2 separate regions of the Homo sapiens genome follow, and region 2 is linked to region 1. A link is a loop called in an ENCODE intact Hi-C map of the cell type or tissue named here. Cell type or tissue: IMR-90. All regions are shown on one strand.

Evidence for each region. A loop is a pair of places that touch in the nucleus more often than their neighbours do. Peaks named below come from ENCODE experiments on the same cell type or tissue, not always from the same donor. Only the 100,000 strongest peaks of a DNase experiment are listed, where the experiment ranks them.
Region 2: a loop joins it to region 1, with 6 times the contacts of the local background. A loop is called at or near these places in 39 of 110 quality-filtered maps.

The regions. Positions count from the first base shown.
Region 1 is chr6:2,101,943-2,106,942 of GRCh38, forward strand. The region is part of intron 4 of GMDS (GDP-mannose 4,6-dehydratase); the gene reads right to left. Among named protein-coding and RNA genes, the nearest start is that of GMDS, 140 kb to the right of the region's middle. In IMR-90, a CTCF peak has its summit at 2,529; a DNase peak (open chromatin) is centred at 2,519.
Region 2 is chr6:2,351,588-2,356,587 of GRCh38, forward strand. The region is part of intron 4 of GMDS-DT (GMDS divergent transcript); the gene reads left to right. Among named protein-coding and RNA genes, the nearest start is that of GMDS-DT, 110 kb to the left of the region's middle. In IMR-90, a CTCF peak has its summit at 2,493 (motif pointing left); DNase peaks (open chromatin) are centred at 634 and 2,464; H3K27ac peaks cover 869 bases.

The DNA.
Region 1 (5,000 bases):
ACCTCAAACAACAGTGTGCGCTCTAGTTTATTAATCAACAGGAATGCTACTTAATTAACCATGTGAAAGTTAAAGTAAGTAAGAAAGACAAACAAGGCAAGTATTACTTAAGCTATTATTATACTACACTGGAAATTTTTCAAATATCTAAGATTTTGTAAGATGTAGTCACGTAAACAAATGTAAAGCCATCATAAATTAAAATTGGTTATAAAATGCCAATAAAACATTGAAGTCCCCTATAATTCATACAAAATCTGTTTTTAGACTTTAAAAAGGGCATCAAAAACTATAAAGTGTATCATTTTTAAAAGCCCATTTAAAAATTATAAGCAAATTGAAAAAAATGTTATTAATTATCCAACATTTAATTATTCATGCAAAATATTTATAAAATATTGTCAAGGAAAATAAATGTTCTAGTGCTAATATGAAGAAAATTAATATGCTGGTTTTTAAAAAAAGTTTTAAAACAATATTCTTCAGTTAGTAAGCAACACAAATCACTTAGATTTGCCTGCTTGAGACACGATTCTTTTGAAACCAAGCAATTGAAGGAAATGGTGTTGCAATACTGTCCGTTTAATGAAAACCGTGGCAGTGAAAAGGTCACATAAATAATCTGCACGATGTTATTGCATTAAGAAAGTCACAGTCTAAATCTAATGCCTGCCAAAGAGGGGCTAAAAGTGTAAAAGAAAAAGTACGCAGTCACCTGCAAAACATATTATATTCTGATTAAAAGCTGTTTTTAAACAACCTTTTAATCTAAAACCCATTTGCTATCTCAAAAATGACCTATAAAGAAATGTTTATGTAATTGTGACTAATTCAATTATCTTACACCCTGGTTTTAAGAAATATATGATAATGAAAGTTCAACTTATAAAATTCCATTTAATTAAATTAAAAATTCACAAAATTGCAAGATTATGTGTTTAGACATCAGAATTTTCTTTGTCCTTGTTTTCAAACCGCCTACACTACTAAAAATATTAGGGTAACACAGATAATATCTGTGCATACAAACTGAAGTTAACACAGTAGACTGCTTAAAACAGAAAAACTACATACATATCTTCTTTTTCTACTGATATGACAGAGTATAACCAATTAATCATTAATAAGTAACAAGCAACAGCCAGAATATGTTTAATGCTTCATTAAAACAACATTGAGGCCCATTACAGTACACAGCGTACGATGCTGGAAACCACCTTATACCCTCGCAAACCGCATTCCCTTCTAACCTCATTTGGGGGAAGCAGCTAGAGGATGAATGGCAATATGCTCTCAAGTAAGCTTTTATTAAGTATGAGAAATAAATTATATTAAGTGTTATTTTTTGAACTCAGAAATGAGGGAAGGGGTTGTTAAGATATCAAATTTACTAAGAAAATAATTATGTCAGAAATAACGTTGCTGTCACAAGAGAGACTTGCCAGATACTGCTTTTAAGCACGTTGTTATACACACCTTTAGAATAAATTTTGTGACCCAGAGATTAGTCTGTGGTACTAAAATTCCTGAGAGTAGACCAGAAAAAAAATAGAGGGTAGGAGAAATGTTTTCCTAAACAATGTTAGCATTACTCTAGTGGCATTAAGAAGCCCTTATTTCGTTTATAATTAGTAAGATACTGAGGTGATGGGATTGTTAAGGACATGTTACAAATTGCTTTTCTACAACTCACTTCCGAATCTCAGTTTCTACTAAATATGATTCTACTTCATTAGATCCTCATGACTGTGATCTCACCAAATGCAATTCTAAAACTTGAAAATTACCTTGGAAATTTGTGAGAAGCCACAGAAAGGTCCTCGGAAGCACACACATATTAAATATTAATTATAATGATGACTGTCATCTTTTATAGTGATTATGTCATTATTTAGGAATGTTAATTAAGACATAAAATGACTTGTTAATAGCAAATGCATTCTTAAGCAATATATTTGTGCTTGTGCACTTAACAGCAAACCCAGTATGGGGACTGAACCATAATAGACTACAGTTCTATTTTCTAAAATGCTGACATTTGAGCAAACGTTCCCAGGGAATGTTTGCCTGATTCGTGGACTGACATTTCCTCTTTGTAACTTGCTTAACTAAAGAGGAGACATGCAGGCCAAACTCCACAGTGCCCGCAGGCAGCAGGCTATTGCTTGCCGCTGCAACTTGTGCGTGGTTTCTCTTTTACTTCCCTCTGGCCCTACTGCCCCTCAGCCCTTCACTGTCTCTTTATTTTGACATGCATATTATCTTAGCTGATTTCAATCATCTTACAGGAGTGGATGACATACCTTAAAAGATTAAGCTTCCCCACCTGGGATTTGTCCAGAAATTCAGTGTATTACAGCTTCTCAGAGCCTTCTTCGTTCTCCTATATTCTTGTGTTATCAATAGTAGCTTTCTTTCTTATTTTATGTTTAAGTATGAGACACAGGCAGCTATGCTGATGGAGTCAGTTTGTACTGTCACTCATCTTTCACTACAACTGCAAGGTTCACTTCCTTTGTCTAATTCTTTGCTGCCATCTATGTGTATAAAAGAGCACAACATTCTTAAACACACCAGAAACTTCCTCAGTTTCAAAAACAATCATGTCTCTAATCTAGAGGGATGAAGAAGGAAGCTTTAGGGATAATTTGCTTCCCTACACAAACGTAAAGCTTATTGGAAATTTCCATTTCTTTCTCTGTGAAGCAAATTTATAAAACTGAAAAATGACTGAAGTTACATTATTTAACATAATATTATTGAACATAACCAATAGATTTTTTCCATTATTGCTGCTGATAAATTTTAATTTGGCAAATTTGATGAACTTATGCTTGAAAAACAAAAGTTGAAATTTTAAGTCACTTAAGTAAATAATTCCAATAAGATAAATTAATTTTTGCTAAATTGCAATCTAAATATCTTGCCAAATGATAGAGTGAAATGATCACTAAACCTAACCGGGTGCGGTGGCTCACGCCTATAATCCCAGCACTTTGGGAGGCTGAGGCGGGCAGATCACAAAGTCAGGAGATCGAGACCATCCTGGCTAACATGGTGAAACCCCGTCTCTACCAAAAACACAAAAAATTAGCCAGGTGTGGTGGCAGGCACCTGTAGTCCCAGCGACTCGGGAGGCTGAGGCTGGAGAATGGCGTGAACCCGGGAGGCGGAGCTTGCAGTGAGCGGAGATCACGCCACTGCACTCCAGCCTGGGTGACAGAGCGAGACTCCGTCTCAAAAAAAAAAAAAAAAAAAAAAAGAAATGATCACTAAACCAAAACACTTTCCTAATATTTAATATAAAGCAAATGCAAAGCAAACAGATGAAAAAATTATTTACACACATTATGTAAACAACCAATAACTCAAATATTGTGACATAATAATCGACTAACTTCTGTCAAATATTCAAACACTTCTTCTCTAGGGAAGATGGAGAAATGTATCAGACCACACTAAAGAGCCTCTCAGCCTCCCCTTTAGGACTGACCATACTGGCTCTGAATTGTCCTAAGATAAGTTAGTGTCAAACAAACAAATAGAAAGGCACTCTAGTGTGAGCCATATGGGAATGTTACAACAAACAAAAAAACCCTGTCCCCTACACCATGTAACAATTAATCCATGCACTCAGGGTAAAGACTGGTTATTTACCATCAGTACTAATAATGTGGGTTGACAGTCTTGAAGAATGTCCTAAAAGGTTTATTTTGTCAATACCACTAATTTCTAAAAGACTTTACTGTTATATACTAAAAAAATAAAAACCTGGCACCAATGAAATATATGGAATGGGAGTAGAAAAGAAACTCAGGAACAGGTTTTTTTACCCTGATATACCAAACAGCATAAGAAGTGCGAAACTGCTGCCTCTTCTCTATCAGCTCCCATTTAGAATAACTGCATAATTGCTATCAACACAATACTCCTCTTCTCTGGCAAACATTTCACTTTAATTATCAACACTAGAACCGTACACAAGTTGAGCTAACCTTTCAGGGTGCAACATTTTCTAAAGAATCAGTCTCTTAACGATAAACTGTTAACGGAGCTGTAACATGCCAAACCAAGGCTTGATGTGCGGTTTCTTATAAATAAAGCAAATCTAAATTCGCTGTGGATTACACTTTAAATTAACATTTCCAAACTAGGAACATACTCTGCCATTTTTCAAAGAGTAAAAGTGATACCTACTAATCACTCATCTTCGATCTTAGACATTTTTCAAAAAATAGAAATCTGATACATTCAAACCATTTTCATATGATTTATTTCTTGCTGGCACTGGTAAGGTATCCAATTAATGATTTACAGTACAAAGTAGCAGAAAAAATTCTTACGCATTACATTTTTTGAACTAGAAAAGATTTCATTTTATTTTACCGTACTAACTTTAAGGATCCAACTTTAACAAGGCAAATTTTATAAACTCCGCCATATGTAAGGATAAAGTAGAAATCATATTTAATATCAAGCTTTACTATGTATTTTAAAAGAGGTATTAAGTCTAATTTTTTTAAATATACATACAAATTTTGGGGGCGGGGGAGATACATTATGGTATTAAACAAAGTATCATTTATGTCTTCACCTTAATTTATGTAAATTACATACTGTAATCTAATCAAGAATCCTGGCTGGGCAAGGTGGCTCATACCTGTAATCCTAGCACTTTGGGAGGCCAAGGCAGGTGGATCACCTGAGGTCAGGAGATGGAGACCGGCCTGGCCAACATGGTGAAACCCTGTCTCTACTAAAAATACAAAAATTAGCTGAGCGTGGTGGTGGGCACCTGTAATCACAGCTACTCGGGAGGCTGAGGCAGGAGAATTGCTTCAACTCAGGAGACAGAGATTGCAGTGAGCCAATATGGTGCCACTGCACTCCAGCCTGGGCGACAGAGCGAGACTCTGTCTCAAAAAAAGAAAAAAAAAAGGAAAAGTTTTACTCACAGTGTATTTACTAACTTACTCTTTACCCACCATTTTTATAAATAG
Region 2 (5,000 bases), 250 kb after region 1:
TGCCAGCATTGGAGACCCTCAGACACAGTGTGGCTGGTGACCACTGGAGGAGGCAGGGTTCAGGTTCCTGGGCATCTGCAGGCCAGCTCTCAAACCCCCACCCACCTCCCACTTCCCCCCGAACCCCCGGCTCTCCACAGCTTGCACCTATCCTATCTGGAGTAGTAGTGAGAGTTGTATCCCTTAATTCCCATTTTTATTGGGTTTCTGGACAATGCTGGAAAGCATTCAAAATAGCTCATATTTTACTCTTACCTTGTGAGTCTAAGTAAAGACCCATTCATTTCAAGAAAAATAACTTGCTTTTGGTTCTGTCCCTGGAGCTAGAAAGTTTGCTGTTAAGTAGATTGATTACGCATCAGCCTGGAATAGCTAGTTCCTTGCTGTGTGGCCTTGGGCAAGCCACTCAAGTGCTCTGGGCTGTCATTTACTCACCTGTGAACTAAGAGGGCTGAACTGGATGATATTGAAGGTCCCTATTAGCTCTAAGTCAGGGCCCAGCATGCAGGCATATCAAGTTTCTTTTCTTCATTTTCAAAAAGTAAGCTTCTGAGAATATTTTTGACCATATTGCAAAGTCAAATAATTATTGAGTGAGTCTGTTATTTCATGCCATTCCTTTTCTACTAGCTAATCTAGTTTGCAAAATACCCTATGCTGCTGGTGAAAGGAAAAAAAAAAACAAAGTGTGAACCCAAAACTCATGATTCATTCTAAGTTAGTTCAACAGATTAGTTCCTCATTCTCTCAGATCTCCAGGGAAGAGACATCAACACCAGCCCATCGCTGATACCCTTTGTCCTGGCCTCCGGAGCGCTCCCTGCACAGTCCCAAGTCTGCAAGAAGGGGGATCTTTTCTTGAAAACCTACAGTGCTAATAATTGTCAAAAATATATAAATTCTAAATTTAAAATTTAAGGTATTGGTGCCTATGAAATGTCCCCAACACAAAGAAATGATAAATGTTTGAGATGATGGAAATGCTGATTACCCTGATCTGATCACTCACTTTATATGTATTGAAACATCATTATGAACTCCATGAATATGTATAATTGTTATTAGTCAGTTAAAACAAATAAAACTAAAAATGTTTAACGATAAGAAGAAAAAAATGTTGTGTTGTCAACACTAAGTTTTAAAACACGCTATAAGGTGGTTACTGAAAATTGCCTGCTGTGCTTGGTATGTTGTGCACAGCATTATGGTTATTTATTTGGGGGTGTTTCTGGTTGTCTTCTCTTGCCCCTGTCGCCACACACAGCCCATTGTGCAGCATTATGAGTGTCTCTTGGGCCAAATTTTCTGATCTCAGGTCCAGGATTTTTATTTCTTAGTGATAATAGTATGCATTTTTAAAAAGTATAAATGATTAGTATCAAATTCTAATATGTAGCTTTAAATTGGAAAATTTTTAACTAGAAAAATTTTAACATCATATACAGGCTAGAGTCTTTTTTTCTGCCAGTCTTTGTGGATTTTACTGGAAAAATATACATACATCCCATGATAGAATTTATTCTCTAGAAGATGATTGGCAAACTTTGGCCTGCAAGGCCAAATCTGTCCTTCCTCTGCATCTGGTACTACTCTTGAGTTAAGAATGGCTTTTACGTTTTTAAGTGGTTATGTAGGTGCCCACGTAATAGTCTCGACTTTACCTCTTGGTCCCCAAAGCCTGAAATATTTATGATCTGATCTTTTAAGAAAAATTTGCCAACTCTATTCTACAGAAAAGGAATGAACAACTAACTCAGCAATGCATATGGAGAGGAGAGGAGCATGTAAGTAAACCTGAGAACTTTGGTAATAAAGAAAGAGAAAATTTTATTCAGATTATACAGAAGTATTTACATTTATAAATGCCTCTTTGACAATATGATCGGTTTCAGTTTATCTTGTTGGCATGATTCAAAGCCCTGGTGTCAGAGATTGTTCCATTAAGTAGGCAGATTACACACACACACACAGATAAGGACATATCAAGTAAAAGCACAATTAAAGAGAAGTTCGTGGGAAGATCCTGATTTGCATACCCAGAGTGGGTCTGTATACACATTAATCTGACAGCGGCCTGGACGATTTTAATGTTTCTAACTCCGAATATAAACTTGTGTTTCTCTCATGCAGATGTTGCCCTTTCTTCTGCTTATAGGAAAATTCCCATGTAGTTTCAAAGCCCTGTCATGGGCAAGGTAAACAGTGGTGCTAGCTGTGAACAGATAAAATGTATATCCATCGATTAACTAAGCCTTGGAAATGAAACACGTCCTGTCTCTTGAATGCTGTACACAGAGCCAAGAGAAATAGACGGATCATCAGGCTTTACAAAGGGAGTTCACAGTAGTCGCTGATATGAGGGAATAATATCTTTGAAAGTTTCAAAACACAGATAAGATGAACTCATTTGTATTTCTTGGGAAATACTCTTCTGAAACAATGAGAAGCTCTTGCCAGGTTTAGGCTGTTCTGGTATGCAGTCAACACCGCCACCAGCTGGCCTAATTGAGAAAGACTATTTGTGCCTAAATTTCTCTTACAGAAACTATGTGATAAAAATAAAACACCTGGCAGAAGGACGCAAAGCTCTATCATTTCAAAATTCAGTTTTTTTCCTGTTTTGTGAAATGGCTTTCACAGAAATGTGCCTTTAGGTGTGACTGTTATCTTTTGATAGGAGTGAATACGTATTGGTATCATATGCAGCTACAAACCATTTCCAATATACGTATAAAATAATGGGAATTATGGATCTTTGTGGTGCTAATAATTACGTTTGTAAATACCCTGGTTTCCATTTTTTTGTCTTTCCATTTTCAAAATATGTGTATAGTGGAGACAAAGGAGAAGAGGGTGAACCTTACATTAACCGATTATATCTCATGCTGGCAGGCATTCGTGAAATGTTTGGTGAAAGGGAAGTTTAAAATTACTGATTAAAGTGAGGGTCTGTGTTTACTAAAGCATTGTACTTTAAAGCCATTCTTCATTGATATAGAACATTTCAATGGCGTTCTGTTGATTTAATCGTAAAGGTTCTGATGTTTATATCTGCTTATACTCTTCTACTGCAAACATTCACTTCCCAACAAATTTATTCGAACCACACATTACATTTTGGGAAGTTATGTTAACCAAATATTGTTGCTGCTATCTCTGTAATATGACTGCATTTAACTTTACTTTTGAATTTGTTTTTGAAGAGAGTACTTGCAGACAATGGGAGCTGCCTGGAAGAAATACATATAAGCAACATTTGTGTAATGGGCTAAATCCTTTGAAAAGCAGTGGTGGAGGTGGTAGTGGAGGGGTAGGATTGATTTAGGGAAGTCTACGTGTGTGTTAGCTGAAATATCTAAATCTGAAAGCAATGATAATACCATATGTAAAATTTCCAATGCATGTAACTTGAAGTATAGTATATATGCCCAAAGACATACTTTATTCTTTGACAGATTTCTAAGATTTCTAGTGAAAAATGAAATTAAAAACCCCGAGCAACAACAACAACAGCAACAATCTAAGAGAAATATGACATTAAAAACCCATTGATCGTAGTTTTAGACTTTAAAATGACTTGTAATATTAAAAGCTGGGACAGAGAACAAAAAGTGTGTCTGTATTAACACACAAATCAAATATTTTGGTTAAAACCATATTTTGGTTCCTATTCTTAAGGCAACACAACTTATTTTCAGCAATTCCGTCTTCTTGGACTCTAAGCAAGTTTTAAGACTCTTGGAGAATAGCCCAGGGTTTCTTACTTAGTGGTTAAAGTCTATTTGGAGTGCTTGGCACTTGTAATACTTTAAACATTAGTTTAAACTACTCCTCGCTGAAATGATGCTGTTGGCTTTTTGAACTGGGAGACGCCATAACCACCACCTGATCCAACCCTCTTTTTGGGGGGAAATGGAGGCCCTGTGTAGCCAAGGAAGTCATCTCAGTATCAAAATGTGTTTCTGAGTTAGGACGAGGACGTACGTTAGAGTAAGCAGTGGGTGTACTTCCTAATTGAATGAGTATTCTCATGAAGCACTAACTAAACTTTTTTCTTGACTGTTGTTCACACATTCATTGTTCCACTTTGGGTCTACTATGTCTTAAAACAATCTTTTGGGTCTATACATTTAAAAAATTTATAGTATGTGATGATGCATGTTATATGTATTGATGCATGAGATATGCCAAACAAATCAATAGCATCCATGTGATTTAAAAATTAGCGTCTTCATTAAAAGATGAGTTCACAGTTAGACTTTAGCACTCCACGCAACTACTAGATCTGCTTAAGGACAGTGAGAACATGTGGCTGCTGCTGAGTGAGAAAGAAGAGGGAAACTGTTGACAACTACTTATACTTTCATTACTATCCTTCATAGACATATTGATCCCAAATGATGAACCATTCTATCCAATCATTTGTTTTTTATTCATTCATTCACTTATTAATTCATTCTGTGTTGTCTTTATTAAGGACAGCCTATTATGGCAAAACTTGTGTTAAATCATATGTGGAAAGAGGAAAGTGGAGAAATTAAAGAAAAAGGTGCTCTTGTATTTGTTTCCTAATTCTTCTAGTGGGTATTTTTAATCTTCTTTTTGAGCAGAGCAGCCTGTGAAGTTTCCTGGTCTTTTTCTTCTTTTCAGGGCTGTTCCGCAGGGCTCCTTTTTGCTTAGAGCAACATAATGTTTCATTAATATGGACTCCCAAGACATCTATTGCTCTGGAGCAAATTTAGAAAGAGCTGGCATACTGTATTTTAATATTAAATTAATGTGGATTAGCCTATGTATGGCCAGCTGCACTTTTACATCAACCGTTTAGACATATACAGGAAGTCTTTCTTCCTGTGAAAAAAATGTACTTTAATAATAAAGACTAATTTTGAATGCTTCCAAGTAGCGATCCTGATTTGGTAGATTGCTCATAGACAAGCATTTTTTCCCTTGTTTATCTGGGCTCTTTGCTGTAACTTGCCTGAATTTTTCATTTCGTA